Linked DNA regions of Homo sapiens: region 2 is linked to region 1. A link is a loop called in an ENCODE intact Hi-C map of the cell type or tissue named here. Cell type or tissue: Calu3. All regions are shown on one strand.

Region 1 (5,000 bases):
ATGATTTAATTACTGGGTTTATTGTCTTCTTTGGGAGTTTCCGTATCTCATCTTCAAATATGTATTTGTTATCTTTCATTTGCAATGAAGGGATTCATTTCTTTCTCCCTTGTTTACTTTCAGGTCCTCAGCCTTTTCTTTCTCCACATGCTTCTTATGGCTGACAATCTCATATCAGTGACACCTCCCATTACAGTACTGTCAGCAAGGATTCCCAGTGGGGAAGGGGCTATGCATAGTTGGATTACCCCAACCCCAGATTCTGTTGAGCTGTTAGCTTTCTCTAATTAGTCCTCTCTATCATCAGAAATGAATTGACACTCACTTTTTCTCGCACAGTGGGACTTGCTTTCTCTAACACCCATAGGCATTCGTGGGCTCTTTCACTTTTCTCCCCCCTTCCTTTCTCCACCCCCTCTCTATCTCCCATTCTATCTCACCTCCCTCTTACACTCTCTCCCTCTTAACATTCTACTTATTTTCCTTCTACCGTGCAATGCTATATTAACCATATAACAACAAGAGAACATCCATATAATATAAATTTGATCTCAAAAGTGAGAAGAGTTTTCTTGCATATAAAATATGAGATATCTTGGGAGAAAAAAAGTTTCTACTTAAAATCAATGCTTCACCATTGCCCAAAGCTGAATGAGCATCAGTTGAATGCACAGCAGCGCCGAAGTGCAATGACCTACTTAGGATCACTCTAAATTACTTGGATGAAAAATGATTTCAATTCAAATCTTTTTTCTTATCACAATTTCTTTCCAGGTGGAAAGATGTTTTACTTGCCCACTCATTGCTCTAACCAAATCTCCATCTGAGATTTAGACTTCTTTAAATGCAGTTTGGAACATTAGCAAATAGGAGTCAGGTTATTAAAACTAAATTGAATTTCTCAGACGTCCTCTTTTCTTTCCACAGAGCAGTCAAGTGAGAAAGCTCATCCAAGGAGCAGGAAGGCTGATTTTTGGTTACCCTCCTGTGATCACGGCTGCTCTGTTCACCTTAGTCACTAAACACATGCTGCCTTGGTAGGAAAACAAATGAGCTAAAGCCATCCCCAGCACACTGCTGGCCATCATCAAGACTTGAAGGAATTTCAAAGAAGCAAAATATGTGTCTGTATTCCCCTGGGGCAACGTGAATCCCGCTAAGTATTTTGCTTTCTGGATACACAAATGTAGCAAGAGGTTCTATTCTATACCTGTGTGCTTGCTGGCTGGCACAAAATGTATGCACAACTACAGACGTCTGGATTTGTTTTCACGAGCAGCTGATGGAGGATTCTCCAAGCACGTGGGTAAAACTGTGGCCGTGTGATCTGCCTTCTTGGTCTCACAGCTGGCCTCACGGCTGCTTTATATAATGTGGTTTGTTTGCTGATGGGCTCGTGTTTGATTGGTTCCAGAGTGGGAACAGCAAAACCTGTGCATAGTCCCCGTGAGTGCTAGACTCAGCCAGCTGATTTGATTTTGTATTTCTTGTGCACCAAGAGGTCAAACTGAGCATCACCAAGGAAATAAACGTGGGTGCTTGTGCACAGCGAGGTTAGGAATGATCTGGATGAATAATGGAGGCAGTTGAGGTGGCCTGAATTAGAGATGTCTGTGGGTGGGGGGGAGAGTGAAAAAGGAGAAGCAGGGAAGGGAATGATGAGGGGAAATTCTTTCAGCCACTAGCAGCTAAGCATAGATCAGTGGAATGCATTCCTTATCAAATGTGAGCAGGAACCAGGGAATGGAATATTGCCGAGTGGAATGCCTAATAAAGTAACTGGCTTTCTCTTGCTGCCCTTTCCATCTAAATACTTAAGTAAAGATATTCAGCAGATTGCAGGGCTTTTACAAGGAGGCACAAAAGTAGAAAGAAAAGATTCATCAATGGGGGATTTGCCACTGAAGGCATAGCTTATTGTACTGTATTAAAGAAAAAAACTCCACCCCATTTGTTTTTAGTCAAAACACTTTAAAATTATCTCAATTTGCTTTGGAATTCATTTTGTCTGTCTTCCCAAATTGAGGGAACTGCACACCGCTTTTGACTATTTTAGTAAGAGTTTAACGTGAATAGCCCAAATCCTTACACCGCTGCCCCTTCGGAGTTGCTTTAACTTCTATAAATACACCCAGCAACAAGGTATTTTGAGAGCTCCCTAAGTAACAATGCTTTGAATTTCTCTTGTGCAAATCTCCACGAGAACTAAAGCAACTCTCAGTGGGTCCTCCATAACCGCCAACTTATGACTATAAAGTTGAACATTAATGAGTCCTCTGTAGCTCTTTCCCCCCCAATAAAATATTCTTTTTGGTATGATAATTTTGTTTACTTCTCCCGAGAGCCAGTCGTTACCAAAATTTACCATCAGAGGGCGCACATTCACAGAAAATGCAGCAGTTCCCTGCTCTGGCGGATTGCTTCCCCTCCTATTTGCAGGATGGAAGAAACAGGTTTTAGTCGGAGGTATTTTCAGTTCAAATTCAAGTTCTAGAACTTTGATTTATTATTAGCCTGTTCTCTTACTTGGGTGGAAGGGAAGAGAGAAAAACAGGTCTGTCTGCAACCATTGTGTTCTACCCCCATTCAGGGACAGCCTCAGAAACTGCAAGGTTTCAAAGATAATCAAAACAAGTCTGATCGCTAATGGATCTGAGGGCATAGGCTCCAGCCTCTCTAAAATGACAAATCGCTTCACGTTACCCAAGAAACCACAAAAGATTCACACCCACCCCCTCCTCCCCCGAGCCCTGTCCTTCTGCAAGTGATTTGCAATCCCAGACAAGTATTATATAACGATGAAACAGAAGCCTGGAGCTTTGGTTTGTTATTTCTTTCGGAGAAAAGACATTAAAAAACTGTTATTATATCACTATCCTAAATGCCTGTGAGAAAAACATTTCAGAGAATTGTTAGAAACGCGGGGCAGTGGAACTGAAATTTGCATTAGTGCTAAAGATTGTGAGCATCTGTAATTGCCCAAGGGGGCAGTTTGAATGAAAAGACACACACCGGTGGGGTGAATGGAAAAAGCTACAGACCTGAAGTGGGGGAAGCTGGGGGCCTAATCCTGGCTGACTGCTAACTAGCTGGCTGAGCATCCTTGAGTTAGTTACTTAACGTCTTTGGGCCTGAGTTCTGCAAGCTGGCAATTAGATGATGTCAGAATGCCTTCCATTCTACTAAGTTATCTTCTCAAGGACAAATGTAGATAATGTTATTAATTTGACTTCTGTGGAGAATACAGCAGCACCCAATAATAAATTAACCATTTTGCAGGTTATTTTAATACTGCATTTCAAACAGCTCTGAAGTACTTTATAAGTCATATTTATGAAAATAGCCCATTACTTAGCAATAATTTCTCTAGTGTTTTGATGGGAAGAGCTGCAGAGCAGTTCTCTCTGGGCAATGCTAGACAGACACTGTGGTATATGGTAAAACAGACGAACAAACAAACAAACAACAGACAGGTTTGGACCCTGGATCCATTTTAATTTGCTATGTGACCTCAGACAAGTTACTTAACCATCTGGGCTTTTGATTCTTAGACTGCAAGAATCTTTTAGGGTTATAGTGAGAAATAATGAGCTAATTAGATGGCTGGGCACATACCAAGCCATCATTATATGAGAACACTTCACTACTATTAATATTTATCGTTACCACTAAAACATCCAACCTATAAAACTGCTCAAAGAGTTATTTAACCCCAGATAACTATGCAATATTTAGCTCTCTTAGTCATATGTTTACTAACGTAGGAACTTCAGTGTTGCAAAATCTCGAATGAAGAAATTGAAGGAGGATTTTTCAGAGATATGATCCTTGGAAAATGACCTCATCTGGGTCTCCAAAAATTGGAATTTGGGGACTTTTAGATCATCTAGTCTCTGCAGCCTAAACGAACAATGGGAGAAATTTGTTATGGGCAGGGTACAGATTTCCATAGTGTAGTGTGGTGCTCGCAGGTGGAAAGTGCTGGTGTGCAAAGGTGGGAGGAGGAGTGGGGGCTCCACCGTTCTGGTGGTAGCAGCCCCACAGTCATTCCCATGTCTCCTTCAAAGTTTGTGTCGCCCAGCTGGACACAGAAAAGACAGAATTATTGGAAAAATATGGTGAAAGCCAATACCAATACCAGTTAAACTGAGTCTAGAGGATGGTGTGCGAAGCAACTTAATTGAACATGTGAGCCCAGGGGTGGGTGGTTCTCTCCTTTTTTAGTTCTCGGGCCATATGCATTTGTAGCAGATGCTCTTGGTGCCCTGCCTGCAGCCCCCAGAACTCACTTTACTTGCTGCAGGATGCTTTGTGGGAATGTCTGTGACTCTCTGTCTGAGGTTTTTTTTCTAACTGGGGAATATGGTCCGTCCATACTCAGCTGTCCCCAAAGCAGCTCTCAACCAATGACCGGCATGGGAGTGGGTGGAGAAATAGCTCAGTTTCCTCCCATCCTGGTTAGGTTAACTCTGGGTTATGTTCTATGCTATCTTCCGGAGTTCCTCAAAGGATGCTCACCCTTTACTGGCTGCCTTCCCTTCTTGGGACCACTTCCCTTTTCTAGTGCTGTGGACAGAGTGCTGCCACCATAAATCCTTGTTTCTGGGTCTGCTTCTGGGAGCACCTGACATAAGATACCAGGATTAGCTTCTATTTCAAAATTTACAAGTGATTTTCTGCATACAGAACATGAGTTATGGTGCCAAGCCAATCTAGGGCTGCAACTAGGCACTGCCATTTACCAGCTTGGCAACCTGGGGTCAAGTTCTTTAACCTCTCCAATTTTCAGTTGACTTATCTAAAATATGAAGAGTGTAATGATACCTAGTCATCAGATTGATGCGATAATTGAATGTGATTCTGCGTGTCAAGTCCCTGGCACAGCATCTGCCTCATAGTAAGTCTTAGCTTTCAAGTAAACATTGGCAACCACTGACTACTATTGTTCTTAATTGCCCTTCTAAATGTATGTAGGAGAGCTCTTATATTGGCCATATAAA
Region 2 (5,000 bases), 300 kb after region 1:
TTGTTTTTGATTTTTTGAGACAGGATCTTGCTCTGTCACCCAGGCTGGAGTGCAGTGGCATGATCATGGTTCACTGCAGCCTTGACCTCCTGGGCTCAAATGATCCTTCCACCTCAGCCTCCCAAGTAGCTGAGACTACAGGCATGCACCACTACACCTGGCTATTTTTCTTTTTTTTTTTTTCATAGAGACAGGGTCTCACTTTGTTACCCAGGCTGGTCTCCAACGCTTGAGCCCAAGTGATCTTCCCGCCTCAGCCTACTAAAGTGCTGAGATTACAGGAGTGAGCCACTGTACCTGAGACCAAACCCACTTCTACATCAGACACCCTCAATAGTTCTATTACAACATGAGCTAAATTGGCATTCTAATTTATGCCAATTACCTTAGACAAGGGTTTATATTTTGGATACTGCTTTGTTGTAGGGGACTGTCCTGTGCATTGTACAGTCTTTAACAGCATCCCTGACCTCGACCTACTGGATGGCAGTAGCATTTCCATTATATATTGATAATCGAAAATGTATTCAAATGTTCCTGGGGGAGAATCAGGTGATTTCTCAGCTAAGTTTTTATATTTTTAAAGGTGAAAGCTTTGACTTGCTCAATTTAACCTGCAATATGTGATCATTTTCTGTTACTAAGACTACAGGAGCTATGCTATGCTTAGAGCAAATTGTTCATCTGCACTAAAGGCCACCTACTTACACAGATTTACTGTATATTATTTATGTTATTAAGTGCTACTTATACATTATCTCATTTAGTTCTCTGTTTCACATAAGAACAAATTGAGGCAATAAACACAATTTCCTGGGAAGTTTTAATCCAGATTCCAGATAATGCAAATGTTCTAGGCCTTTAAAACCTATACACTGTTTCTACATTCTTTGTTATGCTCACTTTATAATCTTGACGAACTTATTAAACTTCCATGTGCCTTAATTTTGCCAATAGTGTTAATTATTATTACTATTACCTGTATGAACTATAGTTTGATATTTTTTTTTTTTTTGAGACAGAGTTTCACTCTTGTCACTCAGTCTGGAGTGCAATGGCGTGATCTCGGCTCACTGCAAGCTCTGCCTCCCGGGTTCGCGCCATTCTCCTGCCTAAGCCTCCCGAGTAGCTGGGACTACAGGCGCCCTGCACCATGCCTGGCTAATTTTTTTGTATTTTTAGTAGAGACGGGGTTTCACCATGTTGGCCAGGATGGTCTCAATCTCTTGACCTCGTGATCTGCCCGCCTCGGCCTCCCAAAGTGCTGGGATTACAGGCGTGAGCCACCATGCCTGGCAGAGAAAAAAATATTTTTTGGCTTAGAACTCTACCTGAAATCCCCTTCAGAAGAACTTGGGTTTCCATGTAGTTTGTTGACCTGCTGTTTTATAATACTGGAGTTGTCCCTTTTGTTTTCTTCTCCTTGAGGCTTTGGACATACTGGACACATAGACACTCAATAAAGCCTTGCCAACTGACTGCATAAAAAAACACAAATTGCTTATCTATAGAAATTCAAGGTATTTTTTCCCAAGGATACTAACAATCCCTGTTATACCAGCATTTGATGATTCACTGCAAATATTTGTGTGTTTTGACATATTCTAGTAGTTTACTCATCTAAATCGAAGGGTTCTTATCAGCATTTCTTTTCAAAGTTTTATGCTATGAGCAGTAACTCTTCCTTACTTAGACTTTGATATATATTACCTTTAAAATATGAGACAATTTGCAGACAAGGGGGAAAGAGGGATAACGCAATCATCAACTCAGTTATGTGGGATTAGCCTTATAAAATTGTACTACATCTTGAATGCTTCTGTCACCACTTCCTCAGACTGCTGTGTGTGGTCTGTTGCCTCAGAATGATTAATCACCTTCTGAAGGCAAATGAGACATCACCATGTCACTAGCATGGTGAATGGCTGGTCACAGGAAGGCAAACAATGGTCAGCAGTATTGGTTACTATTTAATAATTGACGAATGGGATTATTTTATTTTCTCTGAAAGATGAATGAGAGGTTACTTCAAGATAATGGCAGGAAGGGTAAACATCAAGAAGAAAGGGATGGAAATTCAGGACTGACTTAGGCAGGAAATGAGTTTAGCTGCAGTGACATCGTTTTGACAGTGCCTGCACAGTATGTGCCTGGCGCAGAGCCTGGAGAGAAAAAAAAACATTTTGACTACATTTCTTTGAAGGAAAATGAGGAGCATTAGATTGTATTCACAAAGGCAGATCTACAATCTGTCTTCTCAGAGGGACTAATATGTGTATGCTTTCAGTTTGGACTGCATCTGGGTCTCAGCTGCCTGGTTCTATATTGATTATTAAGTGTTATTTTTTGTCTAAATTAAGCTACTTTTTAGAACCACATTGTTAAATCAGTATTTCAAGATTGGAGCAATATTCATTAAGAAGAGCTATGAGCTTTTTGTCCTCAAATAAATTAATGTTGTCCCTTAACACCTCCAAGAATAAATCATGTGAAGCTAATTAAGATAGTGTTCACTCTTCTTGCACAGACAATTGGAAGCCTTTAGGGTCAAGAAAATGAATATTATTCTCTCTTAAAATGACTGTTATAGAAAAGAGCTACACCATATCTTATTTCCAGTAGTTCTTCCTTGAATGGGTACAGTTATAAACAGGAAATATGAACCCAGGCACCCATCTGATAAAGAATGACCAACCTTTCTGGTAAGAAGATGTTCACAGACATATATTCATGTTAAAAGTAGTTGTTTGGCCAGGTGCAGTGGCTTACACCTGTACTCCCAGCACTTTGGGAGGCTGAGGCAGGTGTATCACTTGAGCCCAGGAATTCGAGACCAGCCTGGGCATCTATACAAAAAATACAAAAAATTAGCTGGGCATGGTGACACGCACCTGTAATCCCAGCTACTTGGGAGGCTGAGGTGGGAGGATCACCTGAGCCCATGAGGTCAAGGCTGCAGTGAACCATGATCGTACTACTGCACTTCAGCCTGGGGGACAGAGTGAGACCTTATCTCTAAAATGAAAATAAATAAAATAATAAAAGCAGTTGTTTATTAAGACACCTTTTCCAATCCCCATAAATCAAAGTTTAAAATCCTTGCAAAAAACACCATATGCTGATCTCCTCAAGCAACCTAAGGAGCCAGCTCTTGAAAAATAAAGCCAACATTGGTTAAGCCAAGAAGCATTGCTGTTAAATGCAAATGCCAAAAATTGATTTATAAGATAATCAAAAGCTGAAGATCACAGTATCATGGTCATGTGAAATTTTCTTATATGTAAAATGAGAAAATTGAAAAAGATAAATGTAGAACTCTGAATACATGGAATAAAAAGTTGTGTGCAATTGCCTCAGAATAATTTTTTCTTTCACTGAAATTGAAATATATTTTATGTATAGTTAACTTTTGATATTTCTGGACTATAAATATTTGCTATAGTATTTTATAGTTAATTGGTGTTTGTCCTTCCTATTTGATGGTTTTAATTAAGAAACTTTGGCTTTTTTTAGTAACTAATAGATGCATAATGTCTATATTGATTTAACTTTCAGTAAGAGATTTGGGAGTTAGTCTATATGACTGTAAGACAGAAATGCTTTAAGGTAAAATTCCAAAGCAGTGTTTTCCAATGCACTGAGATTCTCAAATCTAAGTTAGTGAAGATCACGAGATGTGTTGGATTAAAACAATGTGTCTGTATAAAGCAATGGAAAGAATATTGTTCAAGAAGATAAACACATTGACCAAGTGCTTTGGGATTATTATGAGAAGCAGGGATTTGTTAAGTGCATGTAGTGTGACTTTGGGTCTGCAGGTTTTAAGATTAGAAGATAATATTGACATACATTATCTCTTGCAGATTTCCATCCCCCCAGTGTTAGTATTTGGAAGAAATTTCCTACACGAAATGATAAATGATGAAGTTTGTAGTCAGTCTCTCTAGACTCTCATGTTCTTTTTCATGAGTTTTTTCTTCAACATACAGATGTATGCTGTTGGCCTTTCTTATCTAATCTATCCCTTCTTACCTTAGCCCTCCCCTCCCACCTCCATTCCAAAAAAAAAGACCTGAAAGAAAAGTATTTGTAATTCAAAAAGCAGGCTCACGTGAACATTACTCAGGTGCCCCCACTAGGTTGCCTGGACAATACGCTGATTGCAATCTGGGAGAATCTTTTCCCAGCAGGAGGGACAGTGCCCAAGCTAAGCTCACAATGGCACTGGTGGCTTCCTGTCCAACCTCTTCCTCCTCCCACCTTCAGACACACAAGGAGAACTGTAACTTCTCAAGGGCTCCACAGGCCCCAGGTACTGGAGTAGCTAGCATCCTAAATCCAGATTCCTGTTTCCAAACAGCCTATTTATTTCATTCAGTAACAAAGCCACAATTTCACACTTGCGTCATAAGAAGAGAGACCCAAGAGTAAAATATTGTTATCTTCGTTGGAGTCAAACCCCAGCCAGGTCCAGAAAACGTTCCCACAAAGGAAGATGGTCAAATTAGGGAACCACAACCATCTCTGGAGGCTGACTCTGGCCTTGTGATTTTTCTCTTTTCCCACCGATACTTATTCCTTAAACCAATACCGTGTGGCTTGTGAAGTTTGTTCTGACCCATTATATGGCAGATGGCAACCCTGAGCAGAACCACCTGGTTCAACAGCTTTCTTATTTATTCCTCATTCACCTATAATTATGGCACCACAATATTGTGTTTGAAGCCTCATTTCTACGTGTGGAAGGAAAGATTTTTTTTTTCATTTAAAAGATATTTTAGTACCAAGTAACATATGGGAGGGCAAGTATTTCAAACTTTTATTAGGAAAAACTTTATTGGTATTTTAAACTCAAACTACATAAGTGGTCATTCTCGTGTGAGGCTGTCTTGATTACTATAGTTTTATAATAAGTCTTCAATCAGAGAGTATGAGTTCTCCAAATATGTTTACTTAAAATGGTACACTGTATATGTATGTTAATGTAACAACCACCTAAA

What was found. Peaks named below come from ENCODE experiments on the same cell type or tissue, not always from the same donor. Only the 100,000 strongest peaks of a DNase experiment are listed, where the experiment ranks them.
Region 2: a loop joins it to region 1, with 2.5 times the contacts of the local background. A loop is called at or near these places in 1 of 110 quality-filtered maps.

The regions. Positions count from the first base shown.
Region 1 is chrX:20,528,133-20,533,132 of GRCh38, forward strand. No RefSeq gene overlaps it. Among named protein-coding and RNA genes, the nearest start is that of RPS6KA3, 260 kb to the left of the region's middle. In Calu3, a CTCF peak has its summit at 2,359 (motif pointing right); a DNase peak (open chromatin) is centred at 2,389.
Region 2 is chrX:20,828,271-20,833,270 of GRCh38, forward strand. No RefSeq gene overlaps it. Among named protein-coding and RNA genes, the nearest start is that of CNKSR2, 540 kb to the right of the region's middle. In Calu3, no CTCF peak of the experiment used is centred here; a DNase peak (open chromatin) is centred at 1,891.